Linked DNA regions of Homo sapiens: region 2 is linked to region 1. The links are chromatin loops, found by intact Hi-C in ENCODE. Cell type or tissue: chondrocyte. All regions are shown on one strand. Links, peaks and the distances in the headings refer to the core of each region. The heading gives the core; the rest is flanking DNA.

Region 1 (8,463 bases), core at 258-8,257:
ACTTCGTAAATATTTTTTTTCCGATTCTGTAGGTTGTCTGTCTATGCTATTGATAATTTCATTTGCTGTGCAGAAGCTCTTTAGTTTAATTAGATCCCAATTTTCAATTTTTGTTTTTGTTGCATTTGCTTTTGAGGACTTAGTCAAAAATTTTTTGCCTAGGCCAGTGTCTAGAAGAGTATTTCCTACTTCCTACTTTTTTCTAGAATTTTTACAGTTTTAGGTTTTATATTTAAATCTTTATTCCAGCTCGGGTTAATTTTTTTTTATACAGTGATAGGTAGAGGTCCAGTTTCATTCTTCTGCATACAGTTAGCTGGTTTTCCCACCACCATTTATTGAATAGAATATCCTTTCCCCATTGTTTATTTTTGTCAACTTTGTCAAAGATCAGTTGGTTGTAGGAATGCAGCTTTATTTCAGTGATCTCGACTCTGTTCCATTGTTTTATGTGTCTATTTTTGTGCCAGTGCCATGTTGTTTTGGTTACTGTAGCCTTGTAGTATGATTTGAAGTCAGGTAGAGTGATGTCTCCAGCTTTGTTGTGTTTGTTTAGGATTGCCTTGGCTATTTGGGCTCTTTTGGGGTTCCATATGAATTTTAGAATAGTTTTTTCTAAAAATGACTTTGGTAATATGTTGGGGATAGCACCAAATTCATAAATTGCTTTGGGTAGTATAGACATTTTAAAAATATTGATTATTCTAATCCATAAGCATGGGATTTTTTCTATTTGTTTGTGTTGCCTATGATTTCTTTCAGCAGTGTTTTGTAGTTCTACTTGTAGAAATCTTTCACCTCCTTGATTAGATGTATTCCTAGGTATTTTATTTTTTGTTAATTGGGATTACAATTTTGATTTGGCTGTCAGCTTGAATGTTATTGATGTATAGAAATGCTACTGATTTTTGTATGTTGATTTTTGTAGTCTAAGACTTTACTGAAGTCATTTATCAGGTCTAGGAGTCCTTTGGTGAAATCTTCAGGTTTTCTAGGTATAGAATTATATCATCAGCAAAGAGATAATTTGACTTCCTATTTTCCTATTTGGATGCCTTTCATTTCTTTCTCTTACCTGATTGCTCTGGCTAGGACTTCCAGTACCATATTCAATAGAAGAAGTAAGAGTGGACATCCTTGTCTTGTTCTTAGGTGGAATTCTTCCAAATTGTATTTGTTCAGTATGATGTTGGCTATGGGTTTGTCATAGATGGCTTTTACTATTTTGAGTTATGTTTCATCAATGTTCAGTTTGAGGGTTTTACCATGAAGGGATGTTGGAGTTTACTGAATGTTTTTCTGCGTCTATTGAAATAATCATACAGTTTTTGTTTTTTATTCTGTTTATGTGGTTTATCATATTTATTGATTTGCACATGTTGACCTATCCTTGCATCCCACTAATAAAGCTCACTTGATCGTTTCACCACGATGAATTAACTTTTTGATGTGCGAAGGCTGGATTCAGTTTACTAGTACTTTGTTAAGGATTTTTGCATCTAGGTTTATCAGGGATATTGGACTGAAGTGTTCTTTTTTGTTGTTGTTGTTGCATCTTTGCAAGATTTTGGTATTAGGATGATATTGGTTTCATTGAATGAATTAAAGAGGAGTCTCATCTTTGAGTTTTTGAAATAGTTTAAGTAGGATTGGTGCCAGCTCTTTTTGTACGTCTAGTAAAATTTGGCTATGAATCCATCTTGTCCAGGGCTTTTTGTAGTTGGTAGTTTATTTTAATCAGTGATTCAATTTCATTACTCATTATTGGTCTATTCTGGATTTCTGTTTCTTCCTAGTTCAGTCTTGGGGGATTGTGTATTTCCAAGTATTTATCCATTTCCTCTAGATTTTCTAGTTTGTGTGCATAGAGGTGTTCATAATAGTCTCTGAGGATCTTTTGTATTTCTGTGGGATTGGTGTGATGTCACCTTTGTCATTTCTGATTGTACTTATTTGAATCATCCCTCTTTTTTTCTTTATTAATCTAACTAGTGCTCTATCAATCTTGCTTATCCTTTCGAAAAACCAACTTTCAATTTGTTGGTCCTATTTTTTTTTTTTTTTTTTGGTTCTCAATTTCATTTTGTTCTGCTCTGATTTTTAGTTATTTATTCCGCTAACTTTGAATCTAGTTTGTTCTTGTTTTTCTAGTTCCTTTAGGGGTAAGGTTAAGTTGTTCATTTGAAGTTGTTCTATTGGGTACTCATGGACACAAAGATGGAAACATAAACACTGGGGATTCCAAAAGGGGGAAAGAGGTGAGGGAGTTGGGGAAGGTTTGAAAAACTACTTACCAGGTGCTATGTTTTCTACTTGAGTGATAGGATCACTGGAAGCCCAAACCTCAGCATCAGGCAAAAAAGAAAAAGGGAGAGAGTGGTAAATTTTATAAACTGGCAATTCAGAGAAAATAATACTTGAATGGCCAATAAGCATATGAAAATATGCTATATATTTCTTCATAATCAGGGAATATAATTAACATGACAATAATATACTATTACTGAACTCACATCCATTGTGGGTTTACCAGAATTCATGCTCATTCTATATAAACACACCTAAGACTCTAAGAGTAAGTGGGGACCCTGAGAGTCCGTGCTATTAATTTAAACCAGAACTTGCTTCAAACAAAGAAAGTAATCCAAATAACTAATCTAAAAACACAAATATCCAAAGAATGCTATCATATCCTTTCTTATTCACATTACTTCCCTGTGTTAGCTAAAGTTTACATTAAAAAAAAAAAAAATATATATATATATATATATATATATATATATATATATATATATTTTTTTTTTTTTTTTTTTTTTTTTTCAGACAGAGTCTCGCTCTGTCACCCAGGCTGGAATGCAGTGGTGCGATCTTGGCTCACTGCAAGCTCTGCCGTCTGGGTTCACGCCATTCTCCTGCCTCAGCCTCCAGAGTAGCTGGGACTACTAGGCACCCGCCACCGCGCCTGGCTAAAATTTTTTGTATTTTTAGTAGAGACAGGGTTTCACCATGTTAGCTAGGATGGTCTCGATCTCCTGACCTCGTGCTCTGCCCGCCTCAGCCTCCCAAAGTGCTGGTATTACAGGCATAAGCCACTGCACCCGGCCTAAAAATATTTTTAAAGGAAAAGATAGAATAACCTAAAGTTTCTTTTTCTTTGAGATATTTCTTATTCATCAGTGAGTCAAAGATAGAATGTTGGCAGAATGTGTGTGTAACAAGAAGTGAATAGAGCAATTTTTTTTGTATTTCAACTGTTCAGGCAGGAATTAAACACATATGCATACACGAACTACAAAATACTGGTAATTCTGCAAATGAGTTAAATACACTTATTAAAACTGGCATTGCATAATATCAAGTTGAATAGTTAAATTTATGCTAATAACTTAAAATTTTTCTTAAAATGATGATTACCCCTATTGGGTATCATAATTAATAAAATTACTTCAAAAGGAAAAGCTTTATATATTAGTATTTTCAATGGAAATCTTTCCTGCTTTTGAGCAAGAGGCCCACATTCTTATTGCCCTGAGCCCCAGACACAATATAGCCAGGCTTGTTAAAATCTGAACTATTCTAACTGTGACAAAAGTTTATTTTCTTATTTATTCAACCAACCTAGAGCTTTTTATCTTTCCACAAGCACCAAGTTTCAGCTGTTACTGAGAAATTGGAGAAGGGGGAGGGTAAAGCAACCAAGGGAGATGAGTAAGCAGTAGAACACAAAATTAATGCTGAAAGGCTGAAGTCATCGACCTGTTTAAGAGTAGGTTAAATGCCTTCATTTACATCTTAGCGTTATTGTAACAAGGATGTGAACACACCTTTTGATCTCATATCCACTACACCCCAGTGGGTGTGTAGTGAGATACTCATGGCACTTCTGTTGCTGCGCATGGGGATACCCCCTTTTCCCCCATCTACATCTTCCTGTCCTGTGTCATACCTGCTGTGGGGGTTAACAGATAACCAACCTTACTCCCAGCCTAAAACTCCAACATCCAGGTAATTAAACATTTTGTGTTTCAGGCCGGGCACAGTGGTTCAGACATGTAAGCCCAGCACTTTGGGAGGCAGGGGCGGGTGGATCATTTGAGGTCCGGAGTTTAAGACCAGCCTGGCCAACATGGTGAAACCCCACCTCTACCAAAAATACAAAAAATTAGCTGGGTGTGGTGGTGCACACCTGTAGTCCCAGCTACTAGGGAAGCTGAGGCAGGAGAATCACTTGAACCTGGGAGGCAGAGGTTGCAGTGAGCCCAAGTCGTGCCACTGCACTCCAGTCTGAGAGACAGAGTGAGACTCCACCTTAAAAAAAAAATACTCTGCCTTTCAGTTAAATATTTCCGGTTCTTTTCAGAGAGGGAAGTTTGCTACATCTGTTCATGTTCCTCTCCTTTCTTCCCTTCTACTTTGTTTGAAGGTCACTAAGTAGACCTTCTACTTAGTGAGCAGGTCTCTTCTTGAGTGTGCCTAACCCATCACAAACTTGGGAGCTGGGAGAAAGGGGACTTCCCAGGGAGCAAACGTAAGGATCGAATCCTGGCCCCTTACAAGTCCTGTCTAGAAAGTGACTCCATTTTGTCTTTAAGTCATGTCACTCTTCACCACAGTTGAGACAAACTTGGGGCTATTTCCCACCTCCAAAGTTCTGTGCAGCTCAAGAATGATTACCGAAGCTGTCTCAACCACAGAAGAGTTTGAAAAATGCCTATTGAGTGGTAGAGAAACTTATGATCCCCCTGTGACACATCGTGCCCCACTGTCAGCCTGGTCAGTGTTGAGACACCTACCTGGGAGCCCCACTTTAATAGGAGAGGAAGAATACCGGCCTCACTGGCTGTGCTTCAAGATGGCTCTGTTGCCTGGATCCCAAATCGCGGTTCAACATTAGCATTCAAGAGCTTCAGGGCTCCAAGCACCACACTATTGCCCCCTGGTGGATGATAGAGTAAAGTAGCTTTTCCAGGCTGAACATCTAGATGGAATATTTCTTCAAGTTTGGTTATTAATTTCATACATGAATTGCAGTAACTGCCTACTCTAACCTACGCTCTCTCTAGAACAGTGAAGTATTTTGCCATAGACCAGGCAGTTTAGACCCTCATTTAACTGGCAGTATTTCTCAATCATCAGCAGTTTCCACAACTTATCATTTATTGATGTTTCTACTGTCCACTGTAAGTCTACTTCTCCAGTCCCTAGCATGCTACTTTTTGAAAAAACAAAAAAGTCCCAAATAGCAATTACTGAACACTGCAAGAGCCGCTAAGTGTCTAGGGGATCCAGTACCCAGCAGTGGGGCTGGCCAGAAACTTCTAATTATAAGAGCAGTTAAGTCACCAACTTCCTCTTTCCTTCCATGAATGATATCGATTTCTTCAGAACTAGGTGAGTGTGGAGTTTGGGTAAAAAAAATGAATGTTCAAGCATTCTCACTAACTAGATAAATCTAAAGTCTCCTCCTGCTAGAAAACAACCAGATACTAGAAAATTCATGTAAAAAATATACTTCCTCATCTGAAAAATTGTATCTACCAAAAACTACTCAATGGCATTCTTAAAGGATAAATTTTCTCAAAGGAGAAATTTTATAAATTTTTCACTTAAAAATCAGTATTGAGAAAAAAGATAACTACTATAAACACTTCTATTCAACATGATGCTTGGGTTCTTGCACATTGAGATACCCCTTCCTAGCCCACCTATATTGTCCTCTTTTAGCACAGTAAGGGAAGAAAATAAATAAAAACAAATAAGGATTGGAAATTAAGAAAATGAATTGTTTATTCACAGATGATATTAAGATACAAATATTTTTAAAGAAATTATTTTAATTAATAATAATAATTCAAGGCTCCACGCACCACACTATTGCCCCATGGTGGGTGATACAGTATTACTGTCCACTCTATCCATCACTGGGCAACATGTCCATCACTGGGCAACAGAGCTAGACCCTGTCTCTGAAAAAAAAAAAAACAACAAAAATCAACCCCTTCTCTTTTTCATAGTGTCCTTTTTCACAATAGTTCCTATTCCTTTTTAACTCTAAGTATTTTGAAAGTCTTATGTTAATTCTTTTTGGATTAGTATCTGCAATTCTCAAGGTCTTAATTATCTTGTTTGTTGTATTTGCTGATGCTCAGCTAATTTATTTTGTGTGTCATTTATATTTTTTATTGTGAGATAATCTCCAGAAGGAGTTATTATTATTATTATTGAATTCTTTTGTCATGAAAGTATCTTACAGAATAGTTTTACACTTGTTTCTTCTAGAACCCAATAGATTTCAAAGATTCAACTATGTTTTTATGTTATGTTCTCCGCTGTGAGTTCCCAAGCCATGAAGTACTACAAATGTATACCCCATATCTAAGTGTGGTACAAACTTGAGGTTATAATTTCTAATACATGACTTCTTTTCTACTGAAAACACAGGACAAATAAAAACATTTTCACTCTTTCTCCCAGTCAAGGGCAGAGTTTTTCTGGTCCCCCTTTAACAAATAGGGCAGTACATCCAAGATCCAACATTTATCCAGCAGTGTCAGTTCCATTTTCTGTATCTTCTCAGGACTGAGGCCATGTCACCTGCTCTAAGGAAGCATTAGAATCCCAGCAGAAGCTTCAGTCTGGTTACAGTCTTTGCTCACTGCTTTAGTTTTGATTTTTCTCTTTTCATCTGGTACACAGATTTCTCTTTATTTTGAGCTTGATTATATATTACAAATGTTTTAAGTGTATCTTTTATCAAACATTTTTATGGGTTATATTATGAAGACCTCATCTATGTTAATGTAGATCACCGTGTTGGTAGAAGTTTCATCAATGAATTTTCTTTTTTAATATGTTTTAATACTCACTCAGTCTTTTGAGTGCTAGTTTGCCTTTAATTTTAATGTTTTGAATCCTTCTTATAAAATAAGATATATATACAGGAACAAAGAATAATGCAACAAACACAAATGTCCCCACTACCCATCTTAAGAAAAAAGTGCTAATAGAGGTTATGCCACTGAGTACCTACCTCAAATAGGATACCCTTCTCTTCTTCCCAGCAATAACCCTTTTCATAATTTTAGTATTGATTATTTCCATATATTTCTTTATTCTTTTACTATATTCTTAAATAGCCTTAATGGCATGGTTATACATATTTTAAACTTTATGTATATATAAATTTTGTATATATCTAAACTTTATATATATAATATATATAAATATTATATATTTATATTTTTATATATACTTTATATGTATATAAACTTTATATACATATAAAGTTTAAAATATATATATACACATATATGTGTGTGTATGTGTTTGTGTGAATGCATATAGTACCACATTAAGTTGCTTCATTTTATTCAACACTATGTTTTTGGATTCAGTCATGTTAAAATATGTAGCTCTGGCTCACTAATTTTCACTACTGTATAGTGTTCCTTTTTATGACCATTTCACAATTATTTATCTATTCTCATAGGCTATGGTTTGAATGTGTCTTCCAAAGTTCATATATTAGAAACTTAATCCCTAATGCAACAGTGTTGAGAAGTAGAATCTTTCAGAGGTGATGAACAGATGCCCTCATGAATGGATTATTGCTGTTATGGGAATGGGTTAGTTACCATGGGAGTGGTTCCTTATAAAAGAATGAGTTTGGCGCTCTCTCTCTTTCTCTTTCTCTCTCTCTTCTCTCTCTCACATGCTGTGTCACCATGCAATGTCTTCCACCGTCTTACAATGCAGCAAGAAATTCTTCATCAGATGCAGATCCTTAATCTTGGACTTGCTAGCCTTCAGAATTGTGAGCCAAATAAACTTCTATTACTTGTAAATTACCCAGGCTGTGATATTCTGTTATATTAACACAAAACACTAAGACCTCACATCAACAGATATCTATGGTATTTCCAATATTTTGCTACTGCTGACAATGCTGCTATGAACGTTTTTGTGTATGTGTACGTGAATTCTACAGGAGTGAATATACTGACTTGTAGAACATTTGCATTTTTAGCTTTACTAAAAATTGACAGATTTATGTAAAGTTGTTATATAAAATTTACATTTAGTGCCTCCTCTATGTATTGTAAACATCTTACAAATTCTCCTTCCCTTTTGTTTCCCTCTCAATACCTTCCACATGGATTACAGATGCTTTACTAAACTCTTTCTCCTGTTCTAAAGTCCCAACTCCCAAATCTCTGCATGTTCTTATCAACGTTCTGCAGGTCTTTTACTCTCATAGGCTGAAACTCTTTAGGATAGCAGGAGTACTTGGTTGGCTTCACCACCTTCCATTTGCCCTTGACCCGTGAAGGTAAAGGTAAACATCCCAGCCACCTCGTAAGTAAAGATTTTTTTCTCCTTTTCTAACTCATTTTAATATAGGAAATTCTCTCATGAATAAAATTATTTAAATTCTTACACAAGTGACTTCCCAAGTTAATACAT
Region 2 (8,463 bases), core at 145-8,144, 610 kb after region 1:
ACTCTTTTTCAGAGCAGCATATTAGTTATTTACTAACTGGTCCCTTCTTTCCTTTTCTTTCTTCTTTTTTCTTTTGTTCATTCATTTTTTTCTTTTCTTAATTCTGAATGTCACATAAACATATAAAGGCCTAAAGGCAAGGATCTTGACAATATTGCAAGGTGTATTAGGGTTCTCTAGAGGGACAGAACTAATATGTATATAGGGAAGAATATATACATACATATATATATTTATATAAAGGGAAGTTTGTTAAGTATTAATTCACACAATCACAAGGTCCCACAATATGCTGTCTGCAAGCTGAGGAGCAAGGAGAGACAGTCCAAGCCCCAAAACTGAAGAACTTGGAGTCCGATGTTCGAGGGCAGGAAGCATCCAGCTCGGGAGAAAGATGTAGGCTGGCAGGCAGGGTCTAGAAAAGTCTAAGAACAGTGACTAGACAATCAGCTTAAGAGGACAGACACTTGACTTTATGTTTATAACATATGGTCCATCTTCTTGGCTCTTGAGTTACCTGAATTGCATCATGTCAAGATGACGCAGGCTTCCAGATTATAGTCACTTCTTCCCTCTAGTTCCCGTAAGAATTAAAATGATTTGACTTTAGTTCCAACAAACATAACGTAACATTAATGTGCTTCACATTAGGTCAAATGAGTCTAAAAATACACACACGCACACTACATACCCACACACAAATATGCACAAACGTATCTTAAATAGATAGCCAATTGGTGAACACTCCAAAACAGAAAGATCATACATTTCTAGTGTTTCTTTGCCTTATGACTGGCAGATTCTTTGTAACACAAATCTCTCAGTGGGAATAATTTTCAAAGTATATAATATGAAACCAGTTGTTTCTGAATAAAGCAATCAAATAGAATTATAGCAGATGCCATCTATGGGGGTGGAAATGGTGCCACCAATACAGATACCACCACTTAAGTAAAGGAGAAAAATGTTTAAATAAGTACATGGCGTCATCTTGTTAACATAACTATACTACATTAGTTGTCAGTAAATTTAAACTGTTAAACATTAACATATTAATCACTATATAAATAAATACAAGATATGAAATACTCAAGAAATTGAAAAGTTTAATGCATGGCCAAATTCTTCCATAACAGGGAATATTTTTATTACAGACATAAAGAAATTTAACTTAAATTAAAAATTTTAGTCTCTTTTATTGATAAAAGTCTCTTTCCATTATCAACAAGACAATTTTCCTCCCTCTAAGTAGAGTTTCACAAATCTCTCAGCTGAGTCATTATAAAGATCTTTTGGTGTGCTCTTTTTTATTTGAAATATCTCTTGCTTGAAATTAAATTCAGTCCTAAAATAGCAACTATATCACCTCCTATCCACTTCCCATTAGTAACAGCAAACTCCAGAGATTAGCAGAACAGCATTCATGTGTCTGGAAAAGGAACCTTATGGATGATTTAAGCATAAGACCTGGCTACTTACTAAGGAGCAGTACACACATATTTGTAAATATTAATGCCAGACAAAAATGAAATCTGACAAAGGTGAAATCATTGTACTGTACAGACTAACCTAAGCAGAGTTCCAATTTTGCCTTTCAACATTATATCTTGCAGGGTTGTATAAGCAATAAGCTCATTAACATCAGTGTAACTGTCCCCGAAATACAAGTGGATTCTGGAGAATGTAGGTAGTACAAATGAGCTCTCTTCAACGTTAAGGTTTATAGCAACTGATTCTTCAGAGAACATGAAGCCTTATGCTTGAGATAAATTTCCTCATCTGCTGTCATGATTGACAGGTCCATTTGGTTTGTTTTATGGGGGAAGGGAACAGGACTGGGGCCTGACTCAGGGCACAGTCCTCAGGTTTGGGGCTCTTTTGTATGACTGCCCACAAGTGCTATCTACTGTCACACCTCTTTAAACCTGCATTTTCGGATTTTAACATCAGCAACCAATGCTCTTCTCTGAGCCTCAACACAGTTATTCTTTAAATACAGTTCTATTTCCTTGGTGAAGTCTCCTTTGAGGTACTAAATTTAGCACTGTCAATCAGAAGAACAGGTGGTATGTGACACTACCAAATAGGTCCTCTCCCATCATGCTTTCCTAAGACAGCCAATCACCCAGGGCCCTGCCTAAGGATGTGGGGCTGTCAGCAGATCTGGTGAATATAAGGGCAGGCCAGACCCTGGCTCTTGAGCAGTCGTGCATTCCCAGCCTCGCCTCGGGTGTAGGGATTGCATAGAAAAGCAAAACTACACAGTCTTGACTGTGTAGTTTTGTTTTTAGGATTAGAGGCTCACCGATTCATGTCGGAGATGGTCAGAAAAACCAACTCTCCATAGGACGTCGTTTCAGAAGCAACCTTGGGCTTAGTCCCACCCTTTTTAGGCACTCTTGAGAAATCAGGTGAGCAGCAACTTTTCTTATTTTAATAGTAGAGTCACTTTCTTATTGATCTCTGGCTCTGGATTATTTGTGTGTGCTAAATGCCTATGTACAAGTGTTTGTATGACTATTTCTTGCCAGTGCTGACCCATTATTTAAATCTGCTTGTTAAATTCTATTTTAAAATGTCTGAACATTTTTCCTTAAAAAGTTGAAAGCTTTATTATATCAGCTAAATGATTCCATGATTCAAATTGTTTAAGTTCACTTAATATTCTAAAAGTTGAGGTCTGAAATGTTGAGAGAAATGTTTACTTCTTTTCTAGACTCTCTTTGCCTGTTGAGAATGTTCAAGGTTATATTACTCAATGATAAAGTTAAGCACACCAAGAATAGCTCTGATAAAATGCATGTGGTATCAGCTACACCCTGATGACTTTTTAAGGGAATCAACTGCTGAGGTATCAGTTGCAGGACAGTGACAGAACACTTGCCTGCTGTCAGTCAACCTTGGAGAGTTTAGGAGAGTTTATTTTAAGAGCATGACATTTTAGACGCATACCTTCAGCCCCAGTTAGACAAAGGCCTGTGAAGAGCAAGTGCTAAGGCAATAAAATTTACCTAGACAATAGGAATGTAAGATCAATTTAAGCTGGTTAATTGCAACATAGTTGGAGATTTGGAATAAAATGATATAATTGTTTTCTAAAATATTCAGAATCTCTTCATGCATTTTAACTCAGCACACAGTCCAATTATATATTTTGAGATAAATGTTGACACTAAGAAGGGTAAGAAATAATGTTTAAAGGAAAGGTTTCTTACTTCTAAATACACTTTGATTTCTCATCTTCCTAGAATTTGATTACTAATTGTCAATGCCTGTAAATACATAGATATATAATTAGGTATTCTATGTCTAAGAGGACAGCTATTTTTAGATATACTAACTTATAAACAGACAAAGTTAGACACAGAAAGTTGTTCATCCCAAAGATAATATGCTACAAAAAGGAGTTTCTGACAAAAAAAATTTATGAAAGCTTTTGGATATTATCTGATTTTTCCAAATATAAATTTTATTGTCTCAGAGAATGCTGGTTTCATTTTTTTAACTAAGTAGAAGGTTACAGTAAGGAACAGAATTATCACTAAGAAGATTATTGCTCCATGAAGTTTTAGTAAACAAAGAATTTAATGAAAAATAGTAATGAAGTGATTGACAATTCAGAAATGTTCTATTTCAGAACAGAATAGTCATGTTGAATAATTAGGTATTTATGCATCAGAAAATTCTTCACATAATGTCTCTGAAACTGATAGGCAAAGTACTTTCTTGCACTTAACAAAATGACTTAACTGCAAATTTTATATTCGTTTCTTTGATGTTGAATATTTTACTTTATGAAAGCATAGGCCTTTTCACTTCATCTACATTTTACACCAGCCTTCCATTATTCAAAGTTTGCAAATTGTTCCATATTAAGAACTCAAGCCAGCATTTTTCTTTCAGAACTATAATAAACTTTGGCCTGTTCACTAAAATTTAAATTTTTCTGAATATTTACTTCAGCAGTAACAACATTTACTGCACAGTTACAGTATGAAGAAATGTTAAGAAATAGAAAGCACCGTATGCCGTCTACAAAAAGCTTGCATATTTGATAAGGCTTGCCAAAGCTTCTCCAGTCAGGAAAGAGATTACAAAGTTCAGATTTTTACTTCTGGCAACTATTTTAAGTAATCAGATAATGTCTGAATCAATGTCAACTTTATAAATATAGAGTGAACGAAAAATATTGGGGAGAAGGAAAATTTTTAAAATAATTTTCACTTACTAAGCTGATGCAGAGGTTTATTTATTTTAATTTTTTTTTTTTTTTTTTTTTGAGACAGAGTCTCATTCTGTCACCCAGGCTGGAGTGTGGTGGCACCATCTTTGCTCACTGCAACCTCCACCTCCTGGGTTTAAGCAATTCTCATGCCTCAGCCTCCCAAGTAGCTGGGACTACAGACATGGGCCACCACGCCTGGCTAATTTTTGTATTTGTAGTAGAGACAGGGGTTTCACCATGTTAGCCAAACTGGTCTCAAACTCCTGACCTCAAGTAATCCTCCCGCCTCGGCCTCCTAAAGTGCTGGGATTACCAGCATGAGCCACCACGCCAGGCCCAGAGGTTTATTTTACATTTATCACATGTCTTGTCTCTCTAATTACACTTCACTAACCCTGCATTGCTGTGGTTTTCTTCTTCAACTCTGAACCTGGTTTTCCACCATTGGTAAGACTGTATATTCCCTCTTTGACCACTAGGGTTCATTCCTTGTTCTGTTTGGCTAATACTTTTTTCCATTTCCCCTTACACTTGCTACTTTGGGTTAGGCTTTAAGTCAACTCAATGATGAACTATGCAAAACTGTTCAAGCCACAAAAGAGAAGACCTGCCCATCACTCTAGGCCCACAGATGACCTATGGAGCAATCCATTTGGAGAAACGTGTGTCTCTGCTATCTGCAAAGCAGCTCCAGAGTGACCCTTAGCTGGGACACCCTAATTTATTTTCTCTTCTTTTTCAGAGTGCCTAGAAAGATGACAACTCAAGCACCGACGTTTACGCAGCCGTTACAAAGCGTTGTGGTACTGGAGGGTAGTACCGCAACCTTTGAGGCTCACATTAGTGGTAAGCTCACACATTCACACTTTTGTTTTTTTTTCCTTTGCCTCCTCTCCAGTAAGTTAACGTTGCTGCAGGACTTGACGCCAAGTTTAAGCCCTGCTTTCACTTCGGAAAATTAGTCCAACACTATGGAAAGGTCATTTTAAGGGTATACCATTCACAGAGTACTGACAAAATCTGACAATATAATGGCTTGAAATGTTTTATTCATATTTATTATTCCACAAAGCAAAAATAATTAGTGTTGGATTAAAATTGCCGTTAGAATCCAGCAACTAAATAGGACCAAATTTAGTCATTCTATATTTGGGCTCAGCTGCAGAGCCAGACTGGAAGCCAAGAACTCAAGCCCAATAGAAGCCAGCCACAGAGCCATGGGGTAGGCAGTCTGGGCTGCCTGCTCTGGACACCTGAACTTCAGTTGGTTCACACGCAAAATAACAGTGCATCTAATTTTCCTCAGAGGCAGAGCTGTTCAGTAATTAACCAACTCCTCATTATTTTATTATTTTATTTTCAATCTTTATTGAGTGATTCTAATGAATTAAAAGACTTTCCAATCGTTTTGAAATGACAGAAAATAATATGCTTCTCGGGTGTCTCTATTTAAAAGGAAGCAAACACTAACCCTAGAATTTTATCTGAAAGGAAGTTCATCTCTTTTTTGCCTTCTTTTTCTTCCTCATAACTCAGTTTATGGATGGTTCAAAAAAATGCATGGTATCATCTTATGAAAAAATGGAGAGTAGTGTATGAACTATATTGTAAATAATTTTAAAATTAATCAATATTTTCTCTTTCTGTAGTATTGTAACGAGCCATGTAAGATGGATACGGATTAAAAAAAATCATGCTTAATTCTTAATTTAGTGCACTTCCATGGTTCATTGCCCACTTCTTTTTTAAAATTTTATGGCTTATAATAAAGATATAAAATAAAATTTCTTTTTTTCTCTTTTTTTCTATTATATGCACCAATCTTATTCATAACTGGATAATACTTTCTTTTACATTGTACAAATATCATATAATCATTGCTTATTTTCTATTGTACATATATAGACCAATGAAATTCCCTTTTCATTGGTCTATATATGTACAATAGAAAATAAGTCTTACCGACTTCCAAATAATTTACCTATTTATCTGGTAACACTCAGTAACTTCTGAACTGAGCAGAACACATATGACTTCAGTGGGAATTTGCCTCCTTGAGAAGTAGTGGAATCTGGCTACTTCATATCTTCTTGTTCCTTCAAACTATATGCAAATAAATTATTACAAAGACACTACTGAAAATATCCAATACCCATAAATCAGTCCAATAAACTATTTAATTGGCCATAGTGGGAGATGGGCTAATGTATAAACAACAAAATAGACTTTCTCTAGATTATCTTTACCTACCAGCGTAAGTAGATAGAGCATCAACCTTTATGCCAAGTGTGAAATAAATCATGCCCTGAATGTGCCTCGTACATTCTCAATGTACAGAGTTTTAATATATTTAAAACATCAAACCATGGACATGTAGTTCTTGGCTCTACAATTTATGGCAGATAAAGAGAATTTGGCTTTCTACCTGCAATTCCAATGATCCATGTTGTTCTGGAAGACTAGGTTTGGATTAGTCTCTTATGAGAAATTGCTTGTCCATGTTACAATGTTTTTACTGATTGCACTTGTGAAAGCAGAAGAGTCCAAGAAGACAGTGTCCCTGTAACCACAGAGGAGGGAGGAGGGCATGCCTCCTGGGCTTGTCAGGCAGAAACTGGAGATCAGTTTGCTGCTTTTGTTCTTCACTTGCTCTCAAAGAGGACAACAATCACTCTTTATTTCAAATTTTCCTTGGTTCTTCATTTTTATAAGTCCCTTTCATGATTTTAATGTTGTCTATTAAATTGCATCAGATAGAGCCCTAGGCAGGCAGGCAGGAGATGGAAATTCTAGTCCCCTCTGTGTCACTGCTAGCTGAAGGACCTTGGAAAAATCATTAGGCCTCTTTTGGTCTCAGTTTCCTCCCTTCCTGCCTTCCTAATGGTCTGCAGGTTTACACACTGATCATGCAACTGTAGGGTTTTCCCTATCATTAAGTGGCATTCCATGCTGGAAAGCTTTTACAGATTCGGACAAGGCAGTGAACATGATGGGACAGAGCAGAGGACTTTGTGGTGCCCATTCAAACATAAAGGTGAATTGTTCTTGCTCTTCAGGTTTTCCAGTTCCTGAGGTGAGCTGGTTTAGGGATGGCCAGGTGATTTCCACTTCCACTCTGCCCGGCGTGCAGATCTCCTTTAGCGATGGCCGCGCTAAACTGACGATCCCCGCCGTGACTAAAGCCAACAGTGGACGATATTCCCTGAAAGCCACCAATGGATCTGGACAAGCGACTAGTACTGCTGAGCTTCTCGTGAAAGGTAGGCTGCTGGGGACCTGCCAATCCTCTGCTCCCCCAGAGGACATCTCCAGCAAATTGGGAAAGGAGTCCAGAAAAAGCTATGGGCAGAGGTAGATGCAGCTCTTAAACTACAGAAGGGTCTACTGGAGGCTGAATTATTTATAACCAAGTTGTTTGCCTTTTGGAATTTAATTTTCCTCTAGAGTACATCGTAAAAGTGACTGAGAATCAGTTTCTCAATACACATATTAAACACTCAAAAGTATGTTAAGGAAATATTAAAAATCATGTTTCTCAGCAAGTAGAAAAGCTTGGAGCCTTGTTTATAAGTCCTTTAAGGAATAAGACATATTCTCCAGGGAAGTGTGAATCTCCAGGAATTCACACTTTAACAAGCATCCAGATAATTCTGATGCCGGTAGTCTACAGACCACCCATTTAAGAGGCATGTAAACATACCCAGAAGAAAATAAATGCTTGTTTATTATTCAAATGCATGACACTGTTTCCCCAGAAAACTTATCACCAATCTTAGTGGCCTCTGTTGTTTTTCTCTATCCTTTACTACCTAGTGAGACATTAGTATACAGAATATTGCATGCCTTTACATGTTTTATAACAATATCTTACATGAGCTACGTAAAGTTACATATGCTTATCCAATAAACTTTACCTTCAATGATGTTCAATTATAGGGCTATAATTGACCTAAGCAGAAACCACATCAAGTAACATCAGGTAGAACTTTAGCATGCACCCAGAAAATTCACAAATGGAAAATGCACAGGGTTGGCAGCACCTGCTGTTGTTTATTACTCAAAATCATGTCAAAGTTAATTCCACTCACTCCTCACACTTATAAAAAATTTCCTTCAACATAACCAAAAAAATCCCCTTTCTGTAACACAATTAAAATGAAGTAATGTTATTATTGGGATTAACGTTTTAAATGCAAGTAAATATTTGGGTTATTTGAATACCTATCAAGTTGGAGAAG

What was found. Hi-C counts contacts between places; a loop is a spot of excess contacts. Peaks named below come from ENCODE experiments on the same cell type or tissue, not always from the same donor. Only the 100,000 strongest peaks of a DNase experiment are listed, where the experiment ranks them.
Region 2: a loop joins it to region 1, with 2.9 times the contacts of the local background. A loop is called at or near these places in 5 of 110 quality-filtered maps.

The regions. Positions count from the first base shown.
Region 1 is chr2:179,407,551-179,416,013 of GRCh38, reverse strand. No RefSeq gene overlaps it. Among named protein-coding and RNA genes, the nearest start is that of SESTD1, 150 kb to the right of the region's middle. In chondrocyte, for the core only: CTCF peaks have their summits at 4,716 and 4,940 (motif pointing left); no DNase peak of the experiment used is centred there.
Region 2 is chr2:178,801,160-178,809,622 of GRCh38, reverse strand. It overlaps TTN (titin), which reads left to right and starts at 2,200. Exons shown (of 363, transcript NM_001267550.2): 1 at 2,200-2,411; 2 at 4,968-5,071; 3 at 7,282-7,485. The coding sequence starts at 4,981. In chondrocyte, for the core only: CTCF peaks have their summits at 4,503 and 4,703; no DNase peak of the experiment used is centred there.